2 separate regions of the Homo sapiens genome follow, and region 1 is linked to region 2. A link is an interaction called in ENCODE POLR2A ChIA-PET data of the cell type or tissue named here. Cell type or tissue: HepG2. All regions are shown on one strand. Region 1 overlaps CLPTM1 (CLPTM1 regulator of GABA type A receptor forward trafficking). Region 2 overlaps NECTIN2 (nectin cell adhesion molecule 2).

Region 1 (5,000 bases), 110 kb before region 2:
AATAAGATTTTATGGAAGAGATAAGTAGCTGCCCCCCATAACCACTCTCCTCTTCTTCCTCAGTAATAGGAGCCCTGCTTTCCAGCAGGGTGCTCAGTTTCCCAGATTAAAGACCACATTTCCCAGCCTCCCGTGCAGCTGGCCATGGCCATGTGAAGACATTCTAGCCAAAGGAATGATTGTTTTATTTTTTTATTTTTGTTTTATTTTTTGAGACGGAGTCTCGCTGTCGCCTAGGCTGGAGTGCAGTGGCACCACCTGGGCTCACTGTAAGCTCCGCCTCCTGGGTTCACACCATTCTCTTGCCTCAGCCTCCTGAGTAGCTGGGACTACAGGCGCCCGCCACCACACCTGGCTAATTTTTTTGTATTTTCAGTAGAGACGGCGTTTCACTGTGTTAGCCAGGATGGTCTCGATCTCCTGACCTCGTGATCTGCTTGCCTTGGCCTCCCAAAGTGCTGGGATTACAGGCGTGAGCCACCGCGCCCAGCCATGATTGTTTTATTTTTATTTTCTCTTTTTTTTTTGAGACTCAGTCTTGCTCTGTCGCCAGGCTTGAGTGCAGTGGCACGATCTTGGCTCACTGCAACCTCTACCTCCCAGGTTCAAGTGATTCTCCTGCCTCAGCCTCCCGAGTAGCTGGGACTACAGGCTTGTGCCACCACACCCAGCTAATTTTTGTATTTTTAGTAGAGATGGGGTTTCACCATATTGGCCAGGATGGTCTCGATCTCTTGACCTCATGATCTGCCTGCCTCGGTCTCCCAAAGTGCTGGGATTGCAGGCGTGAGCCACCGCACCTGGCGGGATGATTGTTGTAAACATCTCTGCTGTGCAATTCCTTCTATCTCATAAGTAGGGAAGCTGATTGCCTAACTGCATGGTGTGGTCTCTTATTTTGCTAAAATACATCTCCAAAAAGCAAAAAAAAAATAAAAGGAATATCTATTTTGCAGAGGAGTAAACAAAGGCTCAGAGCAAAGAAGGTGACTGTCACTAGGTCTAGGCAGGAAGGATAGAACCCAGTGCCAAGCATATTCCCCCGCCACCACCCAGCATCTCCCCAGGGCCTCAAACAGAAGCTGGGCTTTGAAAAAACAGGCCCTGGGGTCCCACTGCCCAGGAATAGCATGTGAACCCACAGGTAAAAGGGTCACCACCAGGCAGTCACAGAAGGACAAATGCTGTCTGATTCCACATACAGGAGCTAACTAGAGTAGTGAAAGAGAGACAGGAAATAGAAAAGTGGCTGCCAGGTGTTGCAAGGAGGAAGAAATGGGAAGCTTGTGTCTGATGGGTATGGAATTTCAGTTTGGGAAGAGTAAATTCTCGGGATGGATAATGGTGATGGGGGCACAACAGTGGAGATGTACTTAATGCCACAGGACTACATACTTAAAAATGGTTAAAATGGGCCAAGCGTGGTGGCTCACGCCTATAATCCCAGGACTTTAGGAGGCTGAGGCGGGTGGATCACCTGAGGTCAGGAGTTAGAGACCAGCCTGGCCAACACGGCAAAACCCCATCTCCACTAAAAATACAAAAATTAGCCAGGCGTGGTGGCAGGTGCCTGTAGTCCCAGCTACTCAGGTGGCTGAGGCAGGAGAATCGCTTGAACCCAGGAGGCAGAGACTGCAGTGAGCCGAGATTGCACTACTGCACTCCAGCCTGGGTGACAAAGTGAGACGCTGTCTCAAAAAAAAAAAAAAAAAAAAAAAAAAAAAAGGTTAAAATGAAAACATAGGTTAAAATGGTAAATTTGATGTTATGTGCAGATGTGGGCTGAATCATGTCTCCCAAAATTCATATGTTAAAGTCTCAACCTTCAGTACCACCGTGACTAGATTTAGAGACAGGGTCCCCCCAACTTTTTTTTGCGATAAGGTCTCACTCTGATGCCCAGACTGGAGTACAGTGGTGTGATCTCGGCTCACTGCAGCTTCAACTTCTGAGGGTCAGGCAGGGCCCAGTGGCTCACGCCTGTAATCCCAGCACTTTGGGAGGCTGAGGCGGGTGGATCATGAGGTCAGGAGTTCGAGACCAGCCTGGTCAACATAGTGAAACCCCATCTCTAATAAAAAAAAAAAAAAGCAAAAATTAGCTAGGCACTGGGTGCAGTGGCTCACGCCTGTAATCCCAACACTTTGGGAGGCCAAGGCGGGCAGATTGCCTGAGGTTGGGAGTTCGAGACCAGCCTGACCAACATGGAGAAACCCCATCTCTACTAAAAATACAAAATTAGCTGGGCATGGTGGCACATACCTTAATTCCAGCTGCTCAGGAGGCTGAGGCAGGAGAATCGCTTGAACCCAGGAGGTGGAGGTTGCAGTGAGCTGAGATCGCGCCACTGTACTCCAGCCTGGGAAACAGAGCGAGACTCCATTACAAAAATAAAAATAGGCTGGGTGCGGTGGCTCACACCTGTAATCGCAGCACTTTGGGAGGCCAAGGCAGGCGGATCATGAGGTCAGGAGATAGAGACCATCCTGGCTAACACGGTGAAACCCCATCTCTACTGAAAATACAAAAAATTAGCCAGGTGTGGTGGCGGGTGCCTGTAGTCCCAGCTACTCGGGAGGCTGAGGCAGGAGAATGGCGTGAACCCGGGAGGCGGAGCTTGCAGTGAGCCAAGATTGTGCCACTGCACTCCAGCCTGGGCGACAGAGCGAGACTCCGTCTCAAAAAAAAAAAAAAATACATAAAATAAAAATAAAAAAATTTCCAAGGCTCAAGTGATCCTCCTACCTCAGCCTCTTGAATAGCTGAGACTACAGGTACGTGTCACCATACCTGGCTTTTTTTTTTTTTTTTTTTTTGAGATGGAGTCTCACTCTGTCCCCAGGCTGGAATGCAGTGGCACGATCTCAGCTCACCGCAACCTCTGCCTCCTGGGTTCAAACGATTCTCCTGCCCTCAGCCTCCTGAGTAGCTGGGACTACAGGCACGTGCCACCACACCCAGCTAATTTTTGTATTTTTTTTGTATTTTTTATTTTTTTTGAGACGGAGTCTTTCTCTGTTGCCCAGGCTGGAGTGCAGTAGCGCGATCTCAGCTCTCTGCAAGCTCCGCCTCCCGGGTTCACGCCATTCTCCTGTCTCAGCCTCCGGAATTTTTTTATTTTTAGTAGAGATGGGGTATCACTATGTTGGCCAGGATGGTCTCGATCTCTTGACCTCGTGATCCACCCGCCTCGGCCTCCCAAAGTGCTGGGATTGTAGGTGTAAGCCACCGTGCCCAGCCAGATTTTTTTATTTTTAGTAGAGACAGGGTCTTACTATGTTGCCCAGGCTGGTCTCAAACTCCTGGGCTCAAGCAGTCCTTCCAACCTGGCCTCCCAAAATGCTGGGATTATGAGGGTGAGTCATTGTGCCTGGCCCAGATAGGGTCTGTAAAAAAGTAAGGTTCAGTGAGGTCATTATGGTGGGTACTAAGCCAGTATGACTAGTGTCCCCATAAGAGGAGCTTAGGACACAGACACACACAGAGGAAAGACCACATGAAGACACAGGGAGAAGACGGCCTTCTGCAAGCCCAGGAGAGAAGCCACAGAAGAAACTGCCCCTGCCCACAGCTGGATCCTGGACTTCCAGCCTTCAGAACTGTAAGACAATGAATTTCCTATTTCAGTTGTTTAAGCTACTCCGTCTATATTACTTGATACAAGGGCCCTAGCAAACTACTTCAGTATTTTTTGTGTTTTTATTTTTTCACAAATCAGGTAGCCCCCCAAAAACCAGAACAGGTTCAGGGAGACTCCCTACTTCAGTATGTTTTACCAGAGTAAAAAAAAGGTTTAGAAAACATTCCATCATACAAAAAAAAAAAGAAAAAAAGCAACTCTACCATACAGTAATGATCACCATCCTCAGCTGATCAGCTGACTTTTCCTTTCTTCCTTATTTTTATTTGAATGTTTTCGGTGAACAAACCCAAGTCCCGTCTGCTCACCTAAACAGCACACCTTTGATGACCTGCCAGGCATTGGGTGCCGGCTGGGCCGGTGGGTTCTGAGGCTGGGTCTCCGCTGGCGGGTCCCTCCCGATGCTGCCATTGCTGGTCACCTGTGGGGGACAGAGGCCAGGGTAAGGAGGGAGAATGGACACGGGGGCTGTCTTAGACACCATCATGCATGAAGGCCAGGCACAGGCTGGGCAAAGAGTGGGTGCTTATCAATAACTGGAGAATGAATCAGTGAAAACACCTGGGAAGGTGCGGTCCTCTTCTTTTAGGAGGAAAACACTCGCAGAGCACCTCTGTGACCTAGGGACAGTGGTGACCTAGAGAGTCTTTTGCTGTCCTCCTGGGGTTTAACAGCCCGGTGGGGGAGAAAGATTCATCTCTAGACAGTGACTGTCCAGAACGGGGCAGGAATGCAGGAGCCCTGAGAGGCACCTGGTCCAGTCTAGGGTTCGGGGCAACTTCCTGGAGAAGGGGGCATTGAAGCTGAGACCTAAAACATAGCAAGTTGGTGGCACAAAGGAGGAAGTGAGAGAAGCAGCAGGTGCAGAAACAGAAGATTAGAGGCACAGTCTGATTCTGATGACTGTCCACTGTTCCCTGGGGCTGGAGCCAGGATGCAAGGAGGTGGCTATTGGGGACAACAACAGAAGGAGTCTTATGGCAGGTGCCAGATTCTTCAAGGCTGGGGCTTAGCTGAAAGAGCCTTCCCTGGGCAAACCATTCCTGAGGCCCCCTCTGTGGCCAACCCTGCCCTCCAAGGGCCCCTGGTCCAGCAGGTGGGACAGACACAGAAAAACACAACCAGACTATCAGCTGCTACCATAAGCCACGGCCACAAGACATGTCTGTGACAGCACACAGCACACTAATCCTGAGGCCAAAACTATGACCAGCTCCATCCGGCTGCTGAGCAAAGGGAGGCTCAGAGAGGTGAAGCCACTTGTCTGGTCACTCAGGAAGGACCGCAGAAGCAGAATGACAGAAGGGAAGGGGGGCAGGCAAGGGAGCCAGGCACGGCTTCCCAGAGGAGGACTCTTCAC
Region 2 (5,000 bases):
GAGGTTGTTTCAACTTTTTGGCTCTGATAAATAAAGCTGCTGGGATCATGCAAGTTCAAGTTTTTATGTGGACGCATGTTTGCAGTTCTCAGCCAGCCTAAGTGGTTTCTCACCTTTTTTTTTTTTTTTTGGAGACGGAGTCTTGCTCTGTCACCCAGGTTGGAGTGCAGTGGCACGGTCTCAACTCACTGCAACCTCTGCCTCCTGGGTTCAAGCGATTCTCCTGCCTCAGCCTCCTGAGTAGCTGGGATTACAGGTGCGAGCCACTACGGTCCGGCTGATTTTTGAATTTTTAGTAGAGACCAGAGTTCACCATGTTGGTCAGGCTGGTTTCAAACTCCTGACCTCAGGTGATCCACCCGCCTTGGCCTCCCAAAGTGCTGGGATTACAGGCGTGAGCCACGGCGTGTGGCCCATGTTTTCTCACTTTTAATATAAACAAGAACAAGAACAAATCTTCCTCTGCTGTGCACGGCAGTACAGCATGGCGACTGAGTGGCCCATAGTTCATGGGTTTGAATCCTGGCTCTGCGACCTTGTGCAGGCCACTTAACCTCTCTGTGCCTCAGTTTCCCCAGCTGTGATGTGAGGTTAATAATAGTGCCTGCGTCCCAAGGGCTGTTTAAAGATTAAAGAATAGCTGTGGAACACTCAGCATAGGGCCCCAGGAAATGAGAGGTCAGTGCTTGCTAAGTAAACATAGGAAGCTCAGTTTAATTACAGGTGGCCTTGGCACTCAGCCCCCAGGCCAGGAAAGGCCAGGGCACAAGCCTCATTTCGAGGGCCAACACCACTGCCCAGCTCTGTCTGATGGAGATGGGCCATGGAGGCGGTGCACAGGCCCTGGCGTCATACACACAGGAACCCCAGGGAACACCATCCTAATGAGTAACTCTTATGAGGGGTCCCCGGTGGAAGGCAGTCCCCTTGGGTGGGGACAGGCCGAGGATCTTTGGGTAAGAAATCATCAGTAAATTATAGCAATACAAGAACAGAAATTAAAAATAAAATAAGGCCAGGTGTGGTGGCTCACACCTGTAATCCCAGCACTTTGGGAGGCCGAGGCAGGAGGCTCACTTGGGGCCAGGAGTTTGAGACCAGACTGGCCAACATGGCAAAACCCCATCTCTACTAAAAATAGAAAAATTATCTGGGTGTGGTGGCAGGCACCTGTAATCCCAGCTACTCAGGAGGCTAAGGTGGGAGAATTGCTTGAACCCGGGAGGTGGAGGTTGCAGTAAGCTGAGATCATACCACTGCACTCCAGCCTGGGTGACAGAGAGAGACTCGGTCTCGGGAGGGGAAACAAAAAGAAAAGAAAGAAAGAAAAAAGGCTGGGTGCTGCGGCTCATGCCTGTAATCCCAGCACTTTGGGAGGCCGAGGCGGATGGATCACCCTGAGGTCAGGAGTTCGAGACCAGCCTGGCCAATATGGTGAAACCCCGTCTCTACCAAAAATACAAAAATTAGCTGGGCGTGGTGGCGGGCCCCTGTATTCCCAGCTACTTGGGAGGCTGAGGAAGGGGAATCACTTGAACCCAGAGACCTCGCCACTGCACTCCAACATGGGCGATAGAATGAGGCCCTGCCTACCTTAAAAGAAAAAATGTAAATAAATATAAAAAAAAAAGCCATCAGCGAAGACTGAAGTGTGACATAAATACATCATCTCCACACAAGTCCCACAAACTCAGGTGTGTCACTTGGGGGAAACAAGTCAAACAAACTCAGGTGTGTCACTTGGGGGAAAAATGAGGCTTTTCCAGTCCAGAGGGGCCACCCCCACCCAACTTGAGAAAAGAAAAATAGCTCAGATCAGTCTGAGCTATGCGAAATGTATCAGGCCCAGGGAGACTGTACAGTGAATAGGGGACTTCGGTCACACGCCTCCTCCACCCATGCCCGAGGCAGTGGTTCCTGCACAGCTGCCCTCCCCATTAGCTTCTTGTTCCTGGAATTTGTGATACAATAAACAGTGCATAGCCAATCAATACCTTCTGTTATCTTTTTTTCTGAGCCAGACCTGCAGATACCTTATGCTGTTTCAATGTAAATTCTTGGTAACAATTTAGGAACTCTCTCTTCTTTGTTCCTTAAAAATCCACTTGCAGACTGGGTGCGTTGGCTCATGCCTGTAATCCCAGCACTATGGGAGGCCGAAGTGGGTGGAGGATCACTTGAGGCCAGGAGTTTGAGACCAGCCTGGACAATATAGTGAGACTTCATCTCTTAAAAAAAAAAAAACAAAAACAAAAACCCGGCACGATGGCTCACGCCTGTAATCCCAGCACTTTGGGAGGCCAAAGCAGGTGGATCACCTGAGGTCAGGAGTTCGAGACCAGCCTGGCCAGCATGGCGAAATCCCATCTCTACTAAAAAAATAAACATTACCCGGGCATGGTGGCAGGTGCCTGTAATCCTAGCTGCTAGGGGGGCTGAGGCAGGAGGATTGCTTGAACCCGGGAGGTGGAGGTTGCAGTGAGCAGAGATTGTGCCACTACACTCCAGCCTGGGCAATAGAGCAAGACTCCGTCTCAAAAAAAAAAAATAGCTGGGCAAGATGGCTAGGGCCTGTAGTCCCAGCTACTAGGGAGGCTGTGGCAGGAGAATCACTCAAGGCCAGGAGCCCGAGAAACTGACGCTGCAGTGAGCCATGATCACACACTGCACTCCAGACTGAGTGACAGGGTGAGACCCTGTCTCAAAAAAAAAAAAAAAAAGTCCACTTGTAATCACAGCTAGTCAAAGGGTTTATTTGGGGCAACTTGAATCCACACTCCGGGGTGGCCATCCTCAAGCTTTAGGCTTGAATAAACTCTATACTTAATCCTATTTTCTGAATCTTGTTATTTAACGCTGACACCCTTTCCAGCTGGCAGCCTTGTCTCCAAGCCCAACTTCCTCCATCTGTAAAATGGGGATGTTTCAGCCACCCTCCAGGGTCCCTTGTGCCAGTTCCAGGGAAGGACTTGCTCATGGGGGATGTTCACGGGGCGTGGCCCAGGTGAGCAGAGCAGCAGGGGTCAGCCGCCTGCTGCAGGCCAGATCTGACTGTGGTGCATGTTTGCTTTGGCCCACAGAGTGTTATTTCAGTTGGGAAGTAGCAGCCCACACAGAAGGCCTGGAGATTGCTGTCTAAAGCTCCAGACAGAAGTCCGGATATGTGGCTCCTGGGGGCAACAGCTGGGTGGGGCTGAGGAAGGACATCACCCCCCTCCCACAAGGCACACTCCCTTCCGGCTCCTCCAGATTCCCCAGGTGCTGGGACTTATCACCCGCCTGGCCCCCAAAGGCACTAAGGTTGGGATCAGGGTGGTTAAGCGCTCTGGCCCCTTCCTAGCTAGGCAAGGGGGGAAGGCCACTCAATGAGGGTCAAGGAAAGCCATTTGGGCCTGTGTGAACTGCAGAGACAGCAAAGTAGGCTGGGGCCGAGGAAGTTAGTTTCCTCTTTGTGGCAAGTGGGAGCCGTTGCGGGTTCTTCAAATAGAGAATGACTTAACTTCATCCAAGGAGGCCTGAGGGGAAGGTGGTGGGCTGAGCAGAGATAGATGACCAGACAGCAAAATGACACAAAAAGTTGGCAATGAAAAGAACAAGAGGTTAAGACTGAGACTGAGTGTTGGGGAGGAGGCTAATAGGTCTTAGGATTTTATTTTTTTGAAACACATTCTCGCTGTATCACCCAGGCCAGAGTGTAGTGGCGCCATCTTGGCTCCCTGCAACCTCTGCCTCTGGGTTCAAGCAATTCTGCCTCAACCTCCCGAGTAGCTGGGATTACAGGCATATGTCACCACACTCAGCTAATTTTTGTATTTTGAGTAGAGACAGGGTTTCACCATCTTGGCCAGGCTGGCCTCGAACTCCCGACCTCAGGTGATCTGCCTACCTTAGCCTCCCAAACTGCTGGGATTATAGGCGTGAGCCACTGTGCCCCACCAGGATTTAAAATTTTAAAATGGAAGGGATTTGGTAGTAGGGAGAGAGGGAGGGATCAGGAAAAGGCAGAACCTGGAAGAATCTGGCTGTTCTTTCACATCTTATAGGTCAAATCCAAAAAACAAATAGTTACTCAACAAACAGGTCCTGGGTGCTAGAGGGTCTGCCCTCTCCAGCCCTGAGGTTTGTCTGTGTTTTTCCCCTACTGTATCCCCAGCACCTACAACAGGGCCTAGCATGTAGTAGGTGCTCAGTAAACACTGCCAAGTGAATGAATGTTGCTAAGTGTGGATGCTGCAGAAGTAACAGGACAAATCAGGTGCTTGTTTTCCAGGGTTGACATCCAGATTGCAGGGGGTACAAATATTGCACAAATAATTATCACCAAGAATGCCTGGAAGACGGAGTAGGGGTGGTATGGGAGGAACCTGAAGAGGCTTGACCTGTCTGAAGGAGGGAGGGACGATGAACGAAAGAAGAGCTTCCTGGAGGAGGAGACCTGAAAAGCTGAGCCCCAGGTCCCTGGAGCCCCACACCCTTCACCTCCTCCAAGTCCCTGGGTCTCTGGGATTCAGAGTTTTTTTCTTTTTTTTTTGAGACAGATTCTCACTCTTTCGCCCAGGCTGGAGTGCAGTGCCACTATCTCGGCTCACTGCAACCTCCGCCTCCCAGGTTCATGCCATTCTCCTGCCTCAGCCTCCCGAGTAGCTGGGACTACAGGCGCCCGCCACCACGCTCTGCTAATTTTTTGTATTTTTAGTAGAGACGGGGTTTCACCGTGTTAGCCAGGATGGTCTCGATCTCCTGACCTCGTGATCTGCCCGCCTCGGCCTCCCAAAGTGCTGAGATTACAGGTGTGAGCCACTGCGCCAGGCTGACTCAGAGTTCTTTTTTTTTTTTTTGAGACGGAGTCTTGCTCTGTCACCCAGGCTGGAGTGCAGCAGCGCGATCTCGGCTCACTGCAACCTCCGCCTCCCGGGTTCACCCCATTCTCCTGCCTCAGCCTCCCGAGTAGCTGGGACTACAGGTGCCCGCCACGACGCCCGGCTAATTTTTTTAGTAGA

The links. ChIA-PET counts read pairs that join two places held together with the same protein. Peaks named below come from ENCODE experiments on the same cell type or tissue, not always from the same donor. Only the 100,000 strongest peaks of a DNase experiment are listed, where the experiment ranks them.
Region 1: POLR2A ChIA-PET joins it to region 2 with 6 read pairs; 11 of 35 experiments call an interaction of 5 or more read pairs at or near these places.

The regions. Positions count from the first base shown.
Region 1 is chr19:44,961,024-44,966,023 of GRCh38, reverse strand. CLPTM1 (CLPTM1 regulator of GABA type A receptor forward trafficking) reads right to left here. Exons shown (of 14, transcript NM_001294.4): 2 at 3,949-4,061. Among named protein-coding and RNA genes, the nearest start is that of CLPTM1, 8.1 kb to the right of the region's middle. RefSeq lists a silencer at 4,138-4,291 and an enhancer at 4,458-4,777. In HepG2, no CTCF peak of the experiment used is centred here; no DNase peak of the experiment used is centred here.
Region 2 is chr19:44,854,956-44,859,955 of GRCh38, reverse strand. All of the region lies in intron 1 of NECTIN2 (nectin cell adhesion molecule 2), which reads right to left. Among named protein-coding and RNA genes, the nearest start is that of NECTIN2, 11 kb to the right of the region's middle. In HepG2, no CTCF peak of the experiment used is centred here; DNase peaks (open chromatin) are centred at 700, 1,923 and 3,065.